2 separate regions of the Homo sapiens genome follow, and region 1 is linked to region 2. A link is a contact called in ENCODE Hi-C data. All regions are on one chromosome and are shown on one strand. Each heading gives the region's core, a stretch centred on a gene start or an enhancer-like site at or near the end of the contact. The rest is flanking DNA. Distances are from core to core; before and after follow the strand shown.

Region 1 (3,571 bases), core at 204-2,703, 1.2 Mb before region 2:
GACTAAATAATGGAAGTGTAAGGCAGAGAAATAAGAGGACAACAACATAGAGTCAAAAGATAGGAGGCTGATAACGCATACCAAGGACACATTATAGAAGGTCTGCAATATTAAAAGAGTTTGGATACATCCTTAAGGGATTTCTTTATCTCTTCCCTTCCACAGCGTTATCCTTGGAACCCACACTTTTGAGCAGGTCCCAGATATAACTGATTTGGAAAAAACAGCAAACCATTCCATGCAGGGAGCAAGTACTGAGTTTATATTTCTCCTAGCCATAAATTCCTGCCTTAGCAATTGGTAAGGGACAGTCATCATTAGCATCATGGCATTCTACCAGAAGGATATCCTCTTCTGCTATTTAAGGAGATACACTATATCATCATGGCATTATCTCTGAGTATTTTTTAAGTTTCTTCTCCTTCACTAGCTCTGTTCCAATCTCCCATCCCTGACTTTATTTATCCATCAAAATCCTATCCATTCTTTAATGTAATCTTAAATACCAATGCAATGAAGGCTCTCCTATGTCCTCCCATGCAGCCAAAACTGAGTATGGCAAATGAGCTGTGATTCAGGAAGATGAATGGGCAACCTTATACAGAAAAGAGAGAAGGATGTCAAGAAATAAGCACTTAGTAAACAACTTATTTCTTCTCCTTTTTACTTTATCTTCTCTCCCTATAAAAATCCTTTTCCACTATTTTTTTTTAATTTTCTAAATTAACACATAATAACTGTTCGTATTTATGGGATACATAGTGATGTCATGATACATAGTGATGTCGTGATACATATAAAGTATAATGACCAGAAGAGGTAACAAGCATGTCCATCATCTCAATTATTCATCATCTCTCTGTGTTGGAAACATTCAATATCCTCCTTCTGGCTATTTGAAACTATATTAAATTAGTGTTAACTACAGTCATCCTACAGTGCTATAGAACACTAGGACTTATTCCGCCTCTCTAGCTATAAGTTCCTGCCCTTTAACAAATCTCTCCCTATGTCCTCCTTCTCCCTACCCTTCACAGCCTCTACTATCCTCTGTACTACTTTTTACTTTGGTAAGATTCACTTTGAAAAAAGCTTCCTCATCAGTGAGAATATGGGCTGTTTAACTTTCTGTTCCTGCCGTATTTCACTTAATATAATGTCCTCCAGCTCTACCAACTTTATGCAGAGTAATCTAAAATTTCTCTCTTCCTTTCTTATCTATTCATTTCACTCAATTTCACTGCCATATTTCAAGTCATCAGTAGTCTATGTAACTGTCTTGTAAGCACCATAAACTGTAAAACTGAATTTATTTTCACCTGAAGACTTACACTCTCCTTATATCTGTCCATTAAAATATCAACTCTTCCAGTCCATCTGAAATAGAATGAAGTCATCTTTGACCTTTGCTGGTTCCTTTGCACCCACATAGCTTGCATTCTCCCCACATCTAGAATAAACTTCCTCCCCACCACTCACCAACTGTGAATTACTGTCACATTGGTTTTCTTGAGGTTTCCTGAATATATCACATTTCTACCCAAGCCAGTGCCTTTGCATACACTGTTTGCTCTGCAACGAATTGTCTTCACGCCCATCTGCACATACTTACTGCCTCCTCAACCTTCATATTTCAGCATAAATATATCCTCCTGAAGAAAGCCTTTCTGACCAGCACATTCTCTCAAACCCCTCATCCTCACAGATAACCCTAATTTAAGCTAACAGCAACCTGGATTTTTCCTTTATAACAATTATTCATTGTGATTTAAACGGTGACTTTATATTTACCTGTGTGATCATTTAATTAATATATTCTCCCCAAATAGGCTTCAGGTCATTTATCTACATTCCTCACCACCTTTCATGTAGTTAATACTATAGAAATATTTTCTGAATGAATGAATCCTATGTCTAATCAATCACAATTATAACAATCTCTGATGGCTCATTTTTAATATTTCTTGAAATTCATTTCTTATCACTTCCACTGAGGCTCCACTGAGCCTATACATTAGTCTACATGATAATAACGCCTGGCTTAGTGTAACAGTCTCCTGGTTTGCCTCCCTACTTTCAGTTTGTTTTTCTTCTGAATTTTCCTGCATATTATTTTTCAAATGTCACACAGTTGGAGAAAATCAAGAAAAGGCTCATGGAGGTGAATAACAAGATGGGTCTGATGTTTGCACAGAATGTTGATGGATGGCAATGGCTAGGGAGGCTCAGATGGAAGAACAAAAACACAAGGGGAACATGTAGGAAAAGACATGCTCCAGTTTCCCATAGTGTATACTCAGTCACTGTTTAAAAAGATCATTAGGCAGAGACACATGACATGATTGGCTTAACAAAGGAAACCCTATAAATCCAAGTAGGTTAAAATGGCAATACAAGGCCAAAACTAGACCAATAAGTGCTCTAGAAATTCAGAAGAGGAAGATAAACTCTTTCCATTGTCAGGCAACCTAAGGATGTGGGAAAGGGCACAGCATCTTTGGGGACAGTGTAAGAGCCCCTCTGCTCTAAGTCTGTAGAGACTGAGACCAGACAGCAGGAATTAGAATGCCTAAAAACATTTACAGTTTATCCCCTACGTGATCTGTTTCCAAATTTTAGCTTGCATAAGAATTAGAGGAACTTATAACAACATCCCTCTAGTGAGATAATTAACTATTTGTTGAGGAAAATGTTACCATTAACCCATTTTGTCACTAGAAATAAGTCAAGTAGCACTGTACTGAAAGAAACAGGGACTAAAAAAAGATTATCTTTCTAATAGATCCTGTTAAAGAGAAAACAATTCCTTAAAAAATAACCTACACACCTATAACAAGGATATAGTTAACAAGTAAATATTTCTGGTAGAATAATAGAAAAAAATAATTCCCCAGAGGTGATCAAAATATACTTAACAAGCAAAATACTATGTCACTAAAACCTCAGAATGTTGTAGTTTATCTAATGGCTGATTTATAATCTAGTATGAGATCCCAAGAAAAATCTTGTAATTTTTAACACTGTAGAGCTGATTTTTATATTTGTCTTGCAACAGTACAAGATAAAGACAATAAAGAAAAAAATACTCAAATGACAACAATGCTCAAAATGCCTGTGTTTTTCAGAGTATAAAATTTTCCTTAAGGAAAGAAATTTTAAAGCATCCCTTGAGCCTGTAACACACAGGTATCTAGGGCAAGCCTGTCATTTATCTACCAATTTGAGACAATGAAACGATCACAGGGCAATTCTGCCCACAGCTGGGTGAAAATGGGGGTGAGTTAGATTTCTTTGCAGGGGATAAAATATCAAGGCTGTTTGGATCATGCCATTTTCTGTGATATAATGAAGGAGTCCTTACAGAGACATGATTGGCGGCCTCAAAGAAAGTGGAAGAAACCTAGGGAATGTGTAACTGTGCACGCTACCTCCCAAAGGCCCAACCACATGCTCCTCAAGTGCACATTTAAACATTAAAAGACCCAACTGTTCAGTTCTCATAGCTGTTAACACCGGGTCACCCAGCCAAAATAGTGGCTATGGCCACACCTATGCATCCCTTTTGCTAGAA
Region 2 (3,579 bases), core at 1,023-3,522:
CATGAAGGACCTTGACAGATATTTTGGAGCCTGGAAGACGTTCGGTAAATATTTTATTTCATTTTTGGAAGACTTTTAGAAAGGGAAAGGGAGACAAAATGGAGAATATCTAATGTCTGTCTAGTCTGTTTACCAAATCAAGTTATAATTTGCTTTTATATTTCAATAAAGTTGCAGAATTTATCTGTTAAGTGTTCATTTAGAGTTCATTAAAATTAGATTCTGTGTCTCAACACAATCTACCTCACTGATTTTTTTGTTTTTCACCAACATCCAGTTTGGGTGCATTTACCACCTACATCTCAGAGTACAGTTCGATTATTTTACCTGTTTATTTTCCACTCAGAAAATGTGTTTGTGGGTTGGTGATTCCTTGTCTCTTGCTAATAACTAGGAAATCACTTGCGGCTGTTCATCAAAAACTCCACAGCTTGTAAAGGATGATGAATTAAATGACATATCATACTCAAGAACTCTATTACCTGCTGAGAAAGAAAACACATATAGATTTTTAGGATAGAAAGGACATGAACAGATCAGCCAGAATATAATCATATGTGTTACATGTAGACGTGCCTGCAGGCAGCTAGCTGGTCAGATAATGCTCATGCATGAACTGGAGGAAGGAGTGGGTGTATTTTGGTCAGCGGAAGCTTCCAAAAGATGCTTTTTGAGTGAGGAGAAAGGGAGGGATTTAGAGATAAGTAAAGGCTTGAAGGTATAAGGTTAATAATTGTCTTGTTTAAATTAGAATAAAAACCTTTTGTCATGGAAAATGAGAATCTTTGAGAAGATATGCTGGTATGTGGGGAAAGAGAGAAATATTTGGTCAAGATGTATGCATGGGTGAAATGGGTATGTGGGTTTCTCTTACTAGGAGTTTTTAGTGATACAATGTCAGAGTCCCAAAAGACCTTCCAGGTAAAGCCATCCTCATCGTCATCCAGATGAGGAAGCTGAGACATGGAGACCTCGCTGGGTGACCCCATCGGCCCCCACAAGTCCTGTGCCCTCCTGCCCCGCTGTCTTCCCCCAGCTATAAAAGGCTGTTACCAAATTTAAGAGATAATGAAGAATCACTATATTCTGCACATGTCTTCATCAGCTTAAGTATGTTCGTTTAATAAATTAAAACACGGGCTGGGCACGGTGGCTCATGCCTGTCATCCCAGCACTTTGGGAGGCGGAGGGTCGATTACTTGAGATCAGGAGTTTGAGACCAGCCTGGCCAACATGGTGAAACCCTGTCTCTACTAAAAATACAAAAAAATTAGCTGGGCGTGGTGGAGCACCTGTAATCCCAGCTACTTGGGAGGCTGAGGTGGGAGAATTGCTGGAACCTGGGAGGCAGAGGTTGCAGTAAGCCGAGATCGCACCACTGCACTCCAGCCTGGGCAACAGAATGAGACCCTATCTCAAAAAAACATAATTAATTAAAACATGAATAAAGGTAAAAGCAAACTCTTAAATCCGTACACCTGAGAGTGTAGTACAGAGGCTTGAGCCTGATACGCTCCCATCAAAACTGAAGACTAGAACGTGGATGATAAAACATGATCATTGAATAGCTTAAAGCAGACCATTTAGATCCGGGTTTCCCAGCCTCAGCTATACTGACACCTTAGGCCAGATAATTCTCTGCGGCGGGGGCTGCTGTGCACATTGTAGGATATTTAGCAGCATCTCATGGTGTCTACCCACTAGATGCCAATACTAACCCCTCTGCCCCCACCCCAGATTGTGACAGCCCAAAATGTCTCCTGGGGAGCAAAATTCTCCTCCAACCTCTATTGAGAATCACTGGTGTAGATGATGTAAGAATGTTTTGGAGTACAGTTAGCGAAACTAGGATCAAATGAGTGCGAGTGGGCAGGGAGTCACCAGCAGTGGACCTCACTGAACTGTGTTACTCATTTTGCTAGCTTGAGCTTGGCCCTTGCTAATTGCTCCTACAGAGCTCTGCACACTGCAGGGCACTCAATAAATGCCTCTGAGTGAAGACTGACTCAGCAGTTGGCAATTTATTCACCTTAACGTTGTCTCCACCAGTCCCAGTTTTCTGACCCTTCTAGAGTCATCTTAAAACTAGAGGAGCTGATCTCTCTTTTGGAGAATTTCCAAGGACCATGGCAGTCTCTCATTCACCCTAGGATGTCTGTGAATGTTGTGGACGCTTCAGAAATTCTCTTGACCCAAATCTCGGTCTGACATAAAATCATTTCCAGCCACACTCAAGTGAACAGCGCCTGGGAGCAGGCAGTCATTTGGTTCCCTTCTCTGAATGCATTGGCTCTGATCCACGGCGCCTCAGGAAGTGAAAGGGAGCAGGCAGTGAGGCCAAGCCATGAATGTTGGGCCCTTTTCTTAGAAAACAAAGGGTTCACTTTAGGCTAGGAGGAAACATCCGGGGGTTGGGGGGAGACTCTGACCTTGATCAGAATCAAATAAAAGATGGGATTCAGAGAAAACTGTCTTTCATGCTATGAATAATCATCATTTTGTTGGGCCTTTTATATATTTTCTCTGTCAGAAATTTTACAACAGAAATGATTGACCCTTAAGTTTTTGGAAGGGGTTCTCAAGAAATTTTAGTAGTTTTAATTTTCTTAATCAAGACCTTTTGTTATTTCCTAGGCTATGTGTTGTCATGAGAAGAAATGTCAAAACATGTGATAAAGAGTGGAGAAAATCCATAATTACTCAATATAAGTACAACTGGAAAGTTTCCAAAGAAGATGGTCCAGACATACTAGGAAATGCAAAATGGATGCAACTACTACCACAGACTCCTTAACGGGCCATTGCGTCTCTTAGTAGGGACCACTATTTTAATCTTTCTTTCCAAATACATTGAAAAGCTGAATTCTCTGCAGCAGCGAGCACTCTGTTGGCTTGAATTTGGGGTTACTGGCTTCCTAACTTCCCTTCTGCTATATATATTCTTCACAGCTCCTGATGTAACACGGACTTCTGCAGATTTCCTGTTAACTTAACATCCCTCTCTCCTCTCAGAACTTTCTGCTTCTTAAGGCTCAGCTCCATTGGGCCACTTGAATTGGTCTGATTCCTTTACTCCCTAGGCTGGGAGTACAAGGCTATCTTTGGAAGGGTAATTCTTGACTTTGGCATAGAGTTGTGAAAAGAACGGTTCCCCAATGGCAAAGATGGACCTGCAAACATGAGTGTTGTTTCTTTCAGACAGCCTCTAAGAAAGATGGAAAATTAATTGGGGAAGAGAAACCTGCAGTGGGAATGTGGAAATCTTTGTGGCTCTCATCTGCCTAATATTTTCCATCCCTTAAGATAACCACACTGAGCACTTAAGTAAATGTATAATCTCACCTCATTGTTATCTATCTAGCATCTGTTTAGATAACCACACTGAGCACTTAAGTAAATGTATAATCTCACCTCATTGTTATCTGTCTAGCATCTGTTTTCATCGTAAGATTCTTCTTTGCCATATTTTCTTTATATATTCATCTTTGTTGTTTTCACGTGATTAGTCTAGAAGTCTCCATAGAGTGAGACCAAGGTTTTGCAAGGGAGATAATGAAATTAGTTCATGCCAGGATGGCT

Evidence for each region. Hi-C counts contacts between places; a loop is a spot of excess contacts on that map. Pooled maps may share reads with other maps.
Region 1: a pooled map shows a loop between it and region 2 (4-fold over the local background). The contact joins two enhancer-like sites. A Hi-C loop is called at or near these places in 3 of 37 single-sample maps with no recorded cell type and 7 of 50 pooled maps.

What each region holds. Positions count from the first base shown.
Region 1 is chr4:36,188,543-36,192,113 of GRCh38, forward strand. All of the region lies in intron 7 of ARAP2 (ArfGAP with RhoGAP domain, ankyrin repeat and PH domain 2), which reads right to left. Among named protein-coding and RNA genes, the nearest start is that of ARAP2, 54 kb to the right of the region's middle. RefSeq lists an enhancer at 1,627-1,676. Within about 2 kb of position 1,454, at least 2 of the 41 ENCODE cell types and tissues checked have a DNase peak (open chromatin) inside an H3K27ac peak, as active enhancers do.
Region 2 is chr4:37,390,784-37,394,362 of GRCh38, forward strand. All of the region lies in intron 3 of NWD2 (NACHT and WD repeat domain containing 2), which reads left to right. Among named protein-coding and RNA genes, the nearest start is that of PGCKA1, 61 kb to the right of the region's middle. RefSeq lists a silencer at 2,248-2,297. Within about 2 kb of position 2,273, at least 3 of the 41 ENCODE cell types and tissues checked have a DNase peak (open chromatin) inside an H3K27ac peak, as active enhancers do.